Regions from separate parts of the Homo sapiens genome. Here region 1 is linked to region 2. The links are chromatin contacts, found by Hi-C in ENCODE. All regions are on one chromosome and are shown on one strand. Each heading gives the region's core, a stretch centred on a gene start or an enhancer-like site at or near the end of the contact. The rest is flanking DNA. Distances are from core to core; before and after follow the strand shown.

Region 1 (6,840 bases), core at 2,513-5,012, 850 kb before region 2:
TTACAGGTGTCCACCACCATGCCTGGCTAATTTTTGTATTTTTTATAGAGATGGGGTTTCACCATGTTGGCCAGGCTGGTCTCGAACTCCTGACCTCAGGTAATCTGCCTGCCTCAGTCTCCCAAAGTGCTGGGATTACAGGCGTGAGCCACTGAGCCTGGCTCTTTGTATTCTTTATTCCTTTATGTTTTCCATTGTTTTGAGAGCATTCTCAAAATGCTATTTGTCTATGTCCACTCTACTATTTTGCCCCTAAATCAATCTTTTTATTTTGTTTTTCAAGTCTTAAATTTCTACCATATTCAGCTAATGTTTTAGTTACAGTGTCCTTCTACATCTTTCCAGAGATTTTTATATGCTTATTCCAAAATGTTGTGAGCTCTTTTAACTATGATTCTTCAAAATGTTTTACTTGCTGAGTTTTTGCCTTTGTTTCAAGGTATTAGTGTTTTCCAAATGTTTGCAGATTCTTAGTTGTTTGTTCATCTTTGTATTTGAGAATTGGTTTGTCTCCTCTGTTTAAACACTGTTTATGTGGGAGAGATGAGAGGTGCTAACTGTTCAGCTTGGAACTGGTACTTTTTGTCTTTTCCTAGTGTAACTTCTCCACCTCCCAGAGGGCATTCTTCTTGGTTTCTTGCCCTGCTTCTCCAGCCCCAGAATGCAGGTTCACTGATTTTGCCTGTAGTAAATACTACTTCTACTTTTGTCCTGCTTTTTATCTGTCTGTATCTTTCAGTGCCTTACTTGGCTTGCCCATGGCCCCTTCATGCTGTTGGCTATAATTTCCTGAGAGAAGGGAAGAATTGGGTGGTGAGACCACCTCTACTCTTAGTTTTGTTTTGTTTCATTTTTAAGCATGGTGTAGGAACTCAGGCAATTACAAATTTTGAGAAAAAATAAAGTATGTTTAACTAAAAAAAATAGATTTCTGACTTAGGCTTTATACTGCTAACTTATTTAGCATCAAATGCTTTTTAAAACACAGGCTATGAAATAAGGAAAACTGATTTTTGAGTTCCAGTTCTGTCCCTTTTCCCAGGTGTTGTGATTCATCTGTGAACCTGAATTTTTTCATCAATAAGTTCAGGATAGTAAGAATACCTGCTGCATATATTCTGTGATGATGAAATATAACAGTAAAAGTGAAAGTACTTTGAGAGCATCAAAGAGCCACTAACAGTTTATTATTTATGGCACTAAATAATGCCCCACTCAGACCTTTGGTAGGAGGATAAAGTAGGTAGTAGGAAAATATAATAAAAGACTGAGGTACCCAAGATGAGGAAAGAGGAGATTGCCACAGGCTCTTGTCCTGAACTCTTGTTTTATAAACTTTGCTCTCTATTCTTTAGAATTCCTAAAACCAAGATTTTCTGCATGTCAGATCCAGGAACTTTGCTTTCCTTATGGCATAAAAGCTAGCCAAAAGAATCACTGTGAAGGTTCTCATCAACCAGAGTAGATAATTGGTTATGGGGTATGAAGGATGGCTACTGATACTCAGTAGACAGGATTCTAAAATTATATTAACTTTTTCCTAGAACTTTATCAAAGTGACAGTTTTATATGTATCTCTGTGTACAAGAATTTGAAGCTAGCTAAAATCTAAATCTGAAAATATCTTCTATAAAAGAGAGGACTTTGTAGTTTTTTTTTCTTTCTCTCTCAGTGATGAAAAACTGGATAGAACCATAAACACTTCAAAGGATGAGAAATCCACATGGGCTGGAGTCCTAGCCAGAGTCCTTGCCAAGATCACTTTCCTCAGAGGATTTTCATGCTCTTCCTTTCTTTGGGGAATCAAATTTCCCAGCCACCTCAGCCCAAGACGTGCTGTAGTTACATGTACTCACTTTGTGGCTTTATATTAAGAGGTAAAATGAGGAGTGGTAATGCTAAAAGGCAGTGGGTATGGAGAGATTTCCTTTGGATGTGCTTTCACTTGGGTTATACCAGGTACTTGGAATTCTGTGTTTTACTTTTGGATAAAATAATTCTTTGCCAAAATGTTTTCTTCACTAGCGTGAAGCCATCTAGCTGAATCAAAATGGAGCTGCTGCCTGCCTACAGATTTTTTATGTGGGTGAACATTATTGTTTTTTAGAGAGGTGAGAATATTTATTTCCTTCCATTTTCATTCTTCAGAGATTATTCTATCACTTTGGATTCAGCACAGGTTACCCAGCAATTACTACTCACTCTTCTTGGGTTCAAATAAATGAGTTTGGTCCAACGTTTCCTGTATTTTAAAATGGAGGCAGTTCATGACGATCAGGATTTGGGGAGGAAGTGGATTTAATTAGACAAGGAAGAGGGTAGGAGACTGGACACCATTTGGGGCTATTTTCAGCTAGTTGAGCCAAATTGTTATTGACCTAAAGCTGACAGTTTTTCTGTGGCCTGCACAATGTGAATTTAGTGAGCTCAGCCAATTCTCAGAGGACAAGCTCTTATATTTCTAGACATACCAGCAGTGGTTCCCGACATTTAGATTTCATGGACAAGTACAATTAAAAATAAAAGAAGTATGGAGATAGAGAGAAGCCAAAAAATCTTAGGAAAAGGTCAGCCCTTTAAATGGAATACTTTCAAATATATGAAAGAAAAAAAAAAAACCTCACTTCAATGTGCTCGATTTTCTCATTTTTTTCCTGGCCAGTGAAAACTAGATCCTGGGACAGCACTGGACACACACAGATGTTTGAGAACTACTGTTCCCAATCTATGAATGAGGCTGTAACTTTTCAACCTGCAAATTCACTTCAGATATTTAAGAAGAACCTTCTAAGTGAAAATATGAAAGTGAACAAAAGCTTTCCTTTTTAAATACACTTGTGTAACCAATTGTTTGGAACAAGTCACCAATGATGCCTTACTTCAGTTCACTATTCTTTCAAATAAAAGATGTATTTGTGAAATTATAATCATTCAAATAGCCATTTTGAGGGCTATGTTTTTTTTTTTTTTCAGTCACAAATCTAAGTGACCCTGAGAATTGTAAAAAGATACTATGGAAATATCAATAGTGTTTTTATGTTTTGAGCCAATGATTTTAAACTTCCACTTGCTAAAAAAAATCAAGAAAGATGAAGTATGAAAACAAGCACGTAGATCTTTCTTTTGTATTACATGTGTGTAACTAAGAAGCCAGTACTCAGATAAATGGCTACAATCTTAATAGCTCGCTCCTGGAAAGCCAAAACTGCATTTCTCTTTTGTCAGGACTGGAAGCATGTAAATTGATTGCCCAATTAAGGAAAGGTTGACTGAAGGTGAGTAAGGTTTCAATGTTCCTGACTTAATTGCTCAACAAGCTTTATTAAGGGGCTAAATGGAGCAGCAAGGGAGTGGCTGGAGTGCAAGGGACTGCTTCTCACCGAGTATTATTGGACGGCTGCCAAAGACAGTTAAAAAATAAAATAAAATAAAGCTGCTCAAGCGTCTTATGCCATGAAGAACAAGATTCTTCATGTTGGGGCTCGCAGTTTTAGTTATAGCAAACTGATTACAACATACATAATTTCTAGTTACAGATAAGGGGCCATTTGCACAGCATCTAGTAGTTTTCATATAATCTTGCCCTGGATTCTGTAAGTTAATAGAGGTAATATATTATTATGGAAAAAGATGGAATCTGGCAAAGATCTCAGGCACTGAAGGAACCAGCTGTTCCGTAGCAATGTGATTTTGCACGCTTCTTGGGGCCTGGCATTCTTAAACTTCCACCAGCGTTAATTCTTACTGGTGAGTTTTCGCTCTACTGGGCCTGCTTATGCAACTCAGTGGCCCAAAAGTCTGATGTCACAGCCTAATGCTGCGTGTCCTCTGCCAAGAGTCTTTTCTGTGGGCACACATTTCTGATGAGAATCTACCCTGTTTTGACTCTTGACTGCATCAGTCTCTGGCAATTACCCTTGTGAAAATAACTCCTTTTTCAAGCATGCAATGTGTCTGGCTTTTATCCAATGGTTTAATCACAAACTCTCTGTGACAGCTTTACCTTGAGCAGCCCCTTAGGGAATTCAGAAGAGCTAGGGTTGCATTTGGACTCTCTAACTACAACATTCTTTTGGCTTTTATGCTGGCCTCAGATCTGGTCTAAACAATGATTTTGTACTTGCTGAGCAGAGTTTTTCACTACTTTGTTCCATGAATTCAAAGGAAGCATGGAAAATGGCACAGATAAGATCATCTTAATGTTAATAGGGGCGCTTATTGTGGGCTTACTATGTGACAGATACTGTGCTAGAAAATTTACAATATGCTATCCAGTCTAATTATTCCTTACAACCATTCTATGGGATGACTATTATTATTCCCACTTTCTGGTTGCGGACACTGAGACTGAAGGAGATTAAGGAAACCTGCCCAATGTCACTTAGCTTTTAAGTAGCAGAGGCAGGATTCCAACCAAGGTCAGTCTGAGTCCAGAGCCATGTTCCTACCTCCTTGCAAATTCTCCTAGACAATACATTTGTCCTTGGGCCTTGTGGGGGAATTGTGGAACAGAAGAACAGGCATTAACACACAGAGAGAGACACACACAGACACACACACACAGACTCCAGAGTCTAGCTTTGCTTCCCATCAGACATGGGACTAGTGCTCATAGAGCTGACTGGGGATATCTCTACCTGCCTAGGACACCAAATCTCTGTAAAAGACAGCCCGCTTCCTGAAGCCTCGTCTAGTGGAGGGAGGTTCTGACATACTGTTTTGTTCAGGCTGGTCCTCCACCCCAAGAATGGAGCTCTGCTTCCTACCCTACCTACCTAAGGACTACTCTCCAAAGGAGTACAAGAACCCAAGCCAGTTCACTGCAAGGCAGGTTATGCTGGATGCCTTTTTGGGCAGGATGTAAGGCCTGTTTCCTACCTTATTTCCATTTTGTGTGGTGGTCTGATATAAGGCTTTGCTTGTGGGCAGTGTTGTAGCACTGGTTATAGCTGAAACTGCCCCATGAGGACAGGCTCCTTCATCAGTTAACCCACTTACCATAGAAGTTGGACCCTCCTTACCAAATTTGTCTCTAGTAAACGGTGTTATGAGGTTCTAGCCTAGATTTAATAAATTTACATCGTATGCTTCCCCACCCCCAACAAAGTTGGGAAAATTGAAAAAAAAAAATAGTCACTTTCACAGTATTATTTTGAGAACTGAAAAGTACGAAGTAATACAAAATTAATAGAAATTTCAAAATGACAAGCATTTTGATATGTCCTTCTAAAATACTGATAAAGAGAATTCTTCTTTCTGAAAGCAACTGGGTTCTGAAGAGACAGGGTGTGTTGAAATTTCCTATGCTTTTAAATGGTTCTGGAATTCTACTTGATTGTTGGGGATTTGGGGTATCATTTGGAAAGCAAGATAACCCAAGAGCAAAAAACAGTCTTTTGGAATTATCCTAATATCTGCTGAATTCTCTTTAGCTTCGATGATAATGAAGGTGAACTGGGCAAAAAGAGTTTGCTTTGAAGTCTCCTTTAATAAAAGCCAAATCATTTTGTTTTAGAGAGACGTTGGAAAGATAGGTATTCTGTTAGCTAAATTTCCTCTATTGAGTTTCCCTTTAAGAAATAATCTAGAAGATCTTAAGATCATCTGATTATTTGCTGAAATCAAATTATGATAACTGGGGAACCCCTTAGATATGACTTTCTACCTGTTTGGTACCAGACAGTGGGTTGCTCGGCGAGGAAAGCATACTTACAGATTGCAGTTCATGATTGCATTGTTCTAAATCATGGATGATGCTACAGATGATAGTCTGTCTACTGCAATTCGGCCTGGGGTTAATTGATATTGAGAGAGGATGTTTTAGCCTCAAATTCTGCTCAGTTCCTGTATTTGGCATGAAACTTTCACTTTCTCTGGAAAACAGTCCTTAACTTAGAAGGAATTGTTGATCTAGAGCTGAAGACAAGGCAGTTTAAAAGCTTCATCCATGTCCCTACAAAGGACATGAACTCATCCTTTTTTATGGCTGCATAGTATTCCATGGTGTATATGTGCCACATTTTCTTAATCCAGTCTATCATTGTTGGACATTTGGGTTGGTTCCAAGTCTTTGCTATTGTGAATAGTGCCACAGTAAACATACGTGTGCATGTGCCTTTATAGCAGCATGCTTTATAATCCTTTGGTTATATACCCAGTAATGGGTTGGCTGGGTCAAATGGTATTTCTAGTTCTAGATCCTTGAGGAATCGCCACACTGTCTTCCACAATGGTTGAACTAGTTTACAGTCCCACCAACAGTGTAAAAGTGTAAAAGTGTTCCTATTTCTCCACATCCTCTCCAGCATCTGCTGTCTCCTGACTTTTTAATGATTGCCATTCTAACTGGTGTGAGATGGTATCTCATTGCGGTTTTGATTTGCATTTCTCTGATGGCCAGTGATGATGAGCATTTTTTCATGTGTCTGCTGGCTGCATAAATGTCTTCTTTTGAGAAGTGTCTGTTCATATCCTTTGCCCACTTGTTGATGGGGTTGTTTGTTTTTTTCTTGTAAATTTGATTGTGTTCTTTGTAGATTATGGATATTAGCCCTTTGTCAGATGAGTAGATTGCAAAAATTTTCTCCTATTCTGTAGGTTGCCTGGATGAAGCTGGAAACCATCATTCTCAGCAAACTATTGCAAGAACAAAAAAACCAAACACTGCATGTTTTCACTCATAGGTGGGAATTGGACAATGAGAACACTTGGACACAGGAAGGGGAACATCACACACTGGGGCCTGTTGTGGGGTGGGGGAAGGGTGGAAGGAAAGCATTAGGAGATATACCTAATGTAAATTACAAGTTAATGGGTGCAGCACACCAACATGGGACATGT
Region 2 (6,860 bases), core at 4,068-6,567:
AAATAAAGAAGGTGGGAAGCTTGAGAGGTGTTCCAAATCTTTGTTCAGCTCTCTTCCTGGACACCTAGCCAGGCCACACTTCACAGCATACGTTGCAGCTCAGTGTGGTCATATGACTGAGAGCCAGCCTGTGGAGTGTGAGTGGAAGTGAGGTGCACTACTTCCAGGATTGAACAATAAAAATTATCCACCCACGCATCTCTGTGTCATTCCTCCTTTCTTGCCTTCAGGGATAGAACGGTGGATGACAGCCTTCAAATCCATATGTTGAAGATGGCAGAGCCACCATCACCTGGAAACCTAATGACCACATTGAGAAAAGCCTGGCCAACAACCAGTTCACTCACCAAAAACTCTTACGTGAGAGAGAATTAACTTCCATTTTGTCGAGGCATAACACACGTGGGTCTATGTATTATCACAACCTAGTCTACCATAACTTCCCCAGTATCCATTCTGCCCTTTTGCTATTGCAATAGAACCCTTAATTTTCAGCTTAGCACTTGAGTACACGGAATAAAGATTGTATTTCTAAGCGTCCCTTGCAGTTAAGTGTGGTAGCACAACTAATTTTGGGCTAAAATGGTATGAAGTGGAAGTGATATACATATATATATATTCCCAAAGGGGCATAGCCTCCTCTTTTCCACTTCCCACTGGCCTGAAAGCAGATGTGGTGATGTCGAGTCACCTTGAACCATATGGACAAGTTTTATACTCTATGCATAACAGAAAAATAAGATGAAGTAGCTTGGGTCCCTGAACTGTGGAGGCATCATTAACCTCACGATCTTATTAAGCCTGCAGCTATTTGGAGTACAAAAATTAATTCAAGATGGATTAAAGACTGAAATGTTAGACGTAAAACCATAAAAACCCTAGAAGAAAACCTAGGCAATACCATTCAGGACATAGGCATGGGCAAGGACTTCGTGACTAAAACACCAAAAGCAATGGCAACAAAAGCCAAAATAGACAAATAGGATCTAATTAAACTAAAGAGCTTCTGCACAGCAAAAGAAACTACCATCAAAGTGAATAGGCAACCTACAGAATGGGAGAAAATTTTTACAATCTACCCATCTGACAAAGGGCTAATATCCAGAATCTACAAAGAACTTAAACAAATTTACAAGAAAAAATCAAACAACCCCATCAAAAAGTGGGCGAAGGATATGAACAGACACTTCTCAAAAGAAGACATTTATGCAGCCAAAAGGCACATGAAAAAAATGCTCATCATCACTGGGCATCAGAGAAATGCAAATCAAAACCACAATGAGATACCATCTCACACCAGTTAGAATGGCGATTATTAAAAAGTCAGGAAACAATAGGTGCTGGAGAGGATGTGGAGAAATAGGAATGCTTTTACGCTGTTGGTGGGACTGTAAACTAGTTCAACCACTATGGAAGACAGTGTGGTGATTCCTCAAGGATCTAGTACTGGAAATACCATTTAACCCAGCCATCCTATTACTGGGCATATACCCAAAGGATTATAAATCATGCTGCTATAAAAACAGATGCATACGTATGTTTATAGTGGCACTATTCACAATAGCAAAGGCTTGCAACCAACCCAAATGTCCATCAATGGTAGACTGGATTAAGAAAATGTGGCACATATACACCATGGAATAGTATGCAGCCATAAAAAAGGATGAGTTCATGTCCTTTGTAGGGATATGAATGAAGCTAGAAACCATCATTCTGAGCAAACTATCACAAGGACAGAAAACCAAACACCACATGTTCTCACTCATAGGTGGGAATTGAACGATGAGAACACTTGGGCACAGAGTGGGGAACATCACATACCGGGCCCTGTCGTGGGGTGGGGGGAAGGGGGAGAGACAGTATTAGGAGATATACCTAATGTAAATGATGAGTTAACGGGTGCAGCACACCAACATGGCACATGTATACATATGTAACAAACCTGCATGTTGTGCACACATACCCTAGAACTTAAAGTATAATAATAATAATAATTTTTAAAAAAACAGAAAAAATATAGAAAAGAAAAAAAAAGAAAAAGAAAATGGAGTAGCTTGGGTCTCTGACCTGTGGAGGCATCATTAACCTCGCTATCTTGTTAAACCTACAGCTATTTGGAGTTTCATTTTCAATAGTTACCTATATGCTGAATAATCTAGAAGTCATCAGGAGGCTTTAAGTAGGTGAAACATAATTCAACACAGACTGGTTTATATGTTACAACTCTGGCTGCTGGGTGGAAAATAAGCTGTGGGGGAGGGCAGAGTAAAATCAGGGAAAGCAGTTAAAATGCTATTGCAGTAATCTAGGTGACAGATGATGGAGCAAGCTAAGGAGGAAAGAAGTAGTAGGATTCAGAGTTTTTGGAAGGTGGTGCCAATGGTATCTAATATAGGCTTGAGGTAAGGTGATTGTCAGAAAGAGAAGAGAAAATGACTCTGGTTTCTGACTTAAGCAATTGGGCAAACAGGCCACTAACTGAGATGGAGAACATTGGGAAAGAAGCAAGTTTGAGGAAGAAAATCAAACTTTTTTTAAAATTTTTAGCTAGTTATTCAAATGGAGATAGCAAGTGACATTCTATGGAATCTAGAAACTTCCAGCTTGGAGTTTAGGAAAGATGTTAGGCTAGAAACAAAACTTTGGGAAAATCATTAATAAATTTATAATACAATGTACTAGCATAATATCAAAGGGCTCCATTTATGGCAAGAATCCAGATACAATAGAGGCAATATCATGTTGGATTGGCCCAACATAACATTGCATATTTTTCTAATTGGCAACAAAATATGACTTAATACTTACATGATATTCTTGTTTATTTATAATTGGCATGTAGAACAATAATTGGTATCCAGTTCTGGGTCCTTCAGGATGACATGATATTAAGAGACAGGACAGATATTATTGGCATAATACACAAGAAGACCTTGGTGAATTATCTTCTACTTGTGTTTTTAATCACGTTAACTATAGAAGCATTCCTGTCTATGTTGTACTATTTGTCTTTCAAGGGACTGGGAAAGGCTTCATCACTGGGCACTATGCTTGCTGAAGAATAGAAGGAAATGGCATTTGCACTTCCAAAGTCACAGGATAAAAGAGATGCCTCCCACTGTCATCTTCTACCCTCTTTGTGGGTACTTATTCTCTGGGTAATTATTGTCTAATTTTCCTGTTTGATATTAGCCTCACCCTTAGCACCTAGGAAGGAATTGAATGAATACTTTCCTGAGGCTCTAAGACTCACATAAAGCCCACATGCATAATGGGATTAACTATCTAGACTGAATGACTTTTCCCAGTTAATGTAAGTACTATTTACAAGAGTCAGCTTAATATTTTTGAAATGGGAAGCCTTCCTTGCCTCTTGCACCTGCTGGTGGCTCCAGGCGTTCTTTGACTGTGGCTGCATAACTCCAATCTCTGCCTCTGCCTTTACCCCTCTATTCTTTTCTGTGTCTCTTTTAAGGATACTTGTCATTGAATATAAGACCCACCTAGACAATCCAGGATGGTCTCATCTTGAGATCCTTAATTAATTACATCTAAAAAGACTATTTTTCCAAATAAGGGCATGTTCAGTTTCCAGAGATTAGAATGTGGACATATATTTTGGGGAGTCACCATTAAACCCACTGCAGTCTCAAGTCTTGTCAATCATTAGAACCACCTAGATAACTTGATAAAGTACAGATTCTCAGGTCCCATCCTTAGCCATTCGAATTCCATAGACCGGGTTTGTATGCATGTTTGTGTTTTATTGTAGATAAGAACTAAATCTAGGTTTAAAAAAGAAAATCACTAGGTGATTCTGATGGTTATTGTCCCCTATTCTTTCAAGATCTTAATTTTGGAAAATGTCATTGTTATCTGTTACATCATCAATGCAGTGAAAGACAATAGCATATCAAGAATGGCAAGATGGTATGGGGGAAATTGTGGGCTTGGAAATCAACCAAGGCTGAACCTGAAATTTGGCGATATCTTGTGTTATTACTTAAATTCTGTGAGCATCAGTTTTCTCACCTGTAGAATGGAAGTCTTTACATTATAGTGTTATTGTGAAGATTAATGAGATAACGTATGTAAAACCCCAGCACGTGCTCAGTGATCAATTAAATGGAAACTATTATTAGCAAAAGGTGGATCTGGCAGCCTATGTTAATCCATGTAGCTATAATACAATCATCCAAACTGACTCATTAATCATATGTCATGATTTGCTTAATTTTGATATATAAAAAGAATAGTATTTATAAATTTTGGAATTATGAACAGGTTCTATAAAACAATGAGAGAGTGTAATGGAAAATATTACCTCTTTAATTATTATAGTGATGATTTTTCAACTTCCATATAGTTTCCAAAACCCTAGGTAAATGAAAAATCTCTAATGTTCAATTGATTAAGTGGCTTCACCCAAACTTCTCCTATGGACTATATTCTGTCTCCCCAAAATTCATATATTGAACGTCACAAGGGTGGGATGCCAATCTAATAAGACAGTGGCTTTATAAGAAAACAAAGAGAGAGAGAGATCTTAAGCAATCTTTCTCTGCCATGTGAGGACACAGTGAGAAGGCAGCCATCTGCAAACCAAAAAGAGACCCCTCAATGTTGAACTTCCAGCTTCCAGAACTATGAGAAATATACATCATTTAAGCCACTCTGTTTGTGGTATTTTGTTATGGCAGCCCTAGCAGATGAATACACCCCCCCATCTAGCCTATATCCCTTTTTAGCATGATTCTTAGAAAATATGTCCTCATTGTTGTCATGAACATTTCCCAGGCCTGCTACTTCTCCTTAATTCTAATAGATGGGGTAAAGGAAAGTTATGTGTTACATGGGAGACAACAGAGAGTGTTTCCTATTAATTTGTAAGAAACCAAGCTCATCAAGCACAAACTATCATCAGTATAGACTTCTTTAATGGGATTATCAGACCCATAGTTTCTCTTAATTCAGGATGGATATTTTTCCTTGAGTAATTTTTTTTCCTCTTTCTGTGAGTAAATTCTCTGGCCATCTAGGTAAATTTATTGCTCATACTTCTGTTCAAAAAGCTTTGATATTCACCGTTGCTTTCAGAATGGCCGGAGGACCCATCAATTCATAACTGCAAAGACCTCCAATTCCTTAACTCCTACTCCTCTTTGTGTAAACTTTTGATCCAAACTGTATGCTGATGTCCTACTGACCAGCATTGTTCTTTCACTTTCTCACATTTTTCCATCTCATTCCTTCTACCTCACATGCCCTGCTAGCACAGTCAACTATATCCAATCTAAACAACAGGTCCTACTTCACCTCCTACCAGCTCCAAGAAGGCTTTGCTGACCACTCCAGGAAATGACTCAGTCCATGCTAGCTTTATCCTTGTTGTGTCACATTACTCTCAGGACTTTGCACAGGATAAATGTTCATAAATATTAATACTTCTTGGTCTAAATATATTTCTCTATGTAAAGAGCCCTTGAACTTCTAAGGCACTTCTTGTCTGTATCAGCAATTTGAAACGAATCACGAACCTTCTGAGGACAGCCCATATGTATGTTTGTGTTATTTACATTTTCTATTGTGATTTCACTTTCTGCTTCTAGTGTGAGCTACATTGGGAGCTTCTTGAGGACTACATCCCATGAATGAGATTTGGAACTAGGAAAGACTACAGGTTCCAACCTAGACTTCCCTGCTGCTAAAATTACACTGTTTAGTAAGTCACTTCACAACCAATTTTATGAGTAAATGGAAATGATAATCCCTGTCCTTCAGGGCATGGTGGCTCACACCTGTAGCGCCAACTACTTGAGACCTGGGTAGGAAGATCTCTTGAGCTCAGGAGTTTGAGTCCAGCCTGGACAACATAGTGAGATGCCATCTCTAAAACAAAACAAAACCATAATAAGTACCTCATAGGATTTATATGAGGATAGAATGATGTATTGTAAAGTATCTAGCACAGCATCTGCCTCATGGTAAATTGTCAATATGTGGGAGCTTTATTCTTATGTCCCAGTACTCCCAACACTTTTGTAGGTTAAATATTTTTAATTGTTAATTTCAATATATATTTCTATATAAAGATAAAATGGGGGAAGGGATGCCATATTTAAATGTTTTTGTAAGGCCTCTTCTAACTCAAGATGTCCTGATGCTATAAACTTTAAAGTGTATCAGAACGCATAGCACAGAAGGCAGCACAGTGTTGAACAATAATGCTCTTTAAAGTAGCTGCTGCATTTCCCACATTTCTTTCATTGTTCAGAAAATGGCTCAATAAGCCCACTAGATGATTTGGAATTCATTCAGGTCTTGTGAGCCCATTGTTTGCAATTCTCTAACTGTCATTTTACAGTCACATTGGACCCAAAGGATAGAGTCTGAAAATTTATTGAATGATGGAATTTTCCAGTTACAGAGCAGAATCCTAATAATTCAGAGACATCTCACTCCTGTAGAGGTCCCAGAAAAAGGTTAACGTGAACACAATTGCCTGTCAAAATCTTCCAATTATAAACTAGTTACTAGTTACCTTTTCCTGCAGTTGTGTACACAAATTAATATTTAATTTGGATGATCTTCACCCAAAAATGAAGGTTATAGGAATCTGTGCTGTTGATTTAAATTAGAATATTATACTCCTTTTGTTTTTCCTTTCCCTATATTGATTCCATGCCTGAGCAGTTAAAACCTTTGTGGAACAGAGACATGACGTGGTGTCACTGTTGGCAGCACAGAAAGACACAAAGGTAGAGAGATTTCAGGAACAGCAAAATCCCTGTTTCTTCCAAATATAGCCTTTCCTGGTTTTTACTTAGCCTGAAGTTTCTACTTCTGGAATTATATTTGTG

The links. A loop is a pair of places that touch in the nucleus more often than their neighbours do. Pooled maps may share reads with other maps.
Region 1: a map of PC-9 shows a loop between it and region 2 (4-fold over the local background). The contact joins two enhancer-like sites. A Hi-C loop is called at or near these places in 15 of 168 maps with a recorded cell type or tissue (A673, B cell, CD4-positive, alpha-beta T cell and 11 more), 7 of 37 single-sample maps with no recorded cell type and 20 of 50 pooled maps.

The regions. Positions count from the first base shown.
Region 1 is chr12:46,156,934-46,163,773 of GRCh38, forward strand. No RefSeq gene overlaps it. Among named protein-coding and RNA genes, the nearest start is that of SLC38A1, 110 kb to the right of the region's middle. Within about 2 kb of position 3,763, at least 7 of the 41 ENCODE cell types and tissues checked have a DNase peak (open chromatin) inside an H3K27ac peak, as active enhancers do.
Region 2 is chr12:47,009,319-47,016,178 of GRCh38, forward strand. No RefSeq gene overlaps it. Among named protein-coding and RNA genes, the nearest start is that of PCED1B, 67 kb to the right of the region's middle. Within about 2 kb of position 5,318, at least 2 of the 41 ENCODE cell types and tissues checked have a DNase peak (open chromatin) inside an H3K27ac peak, as active enhancers do.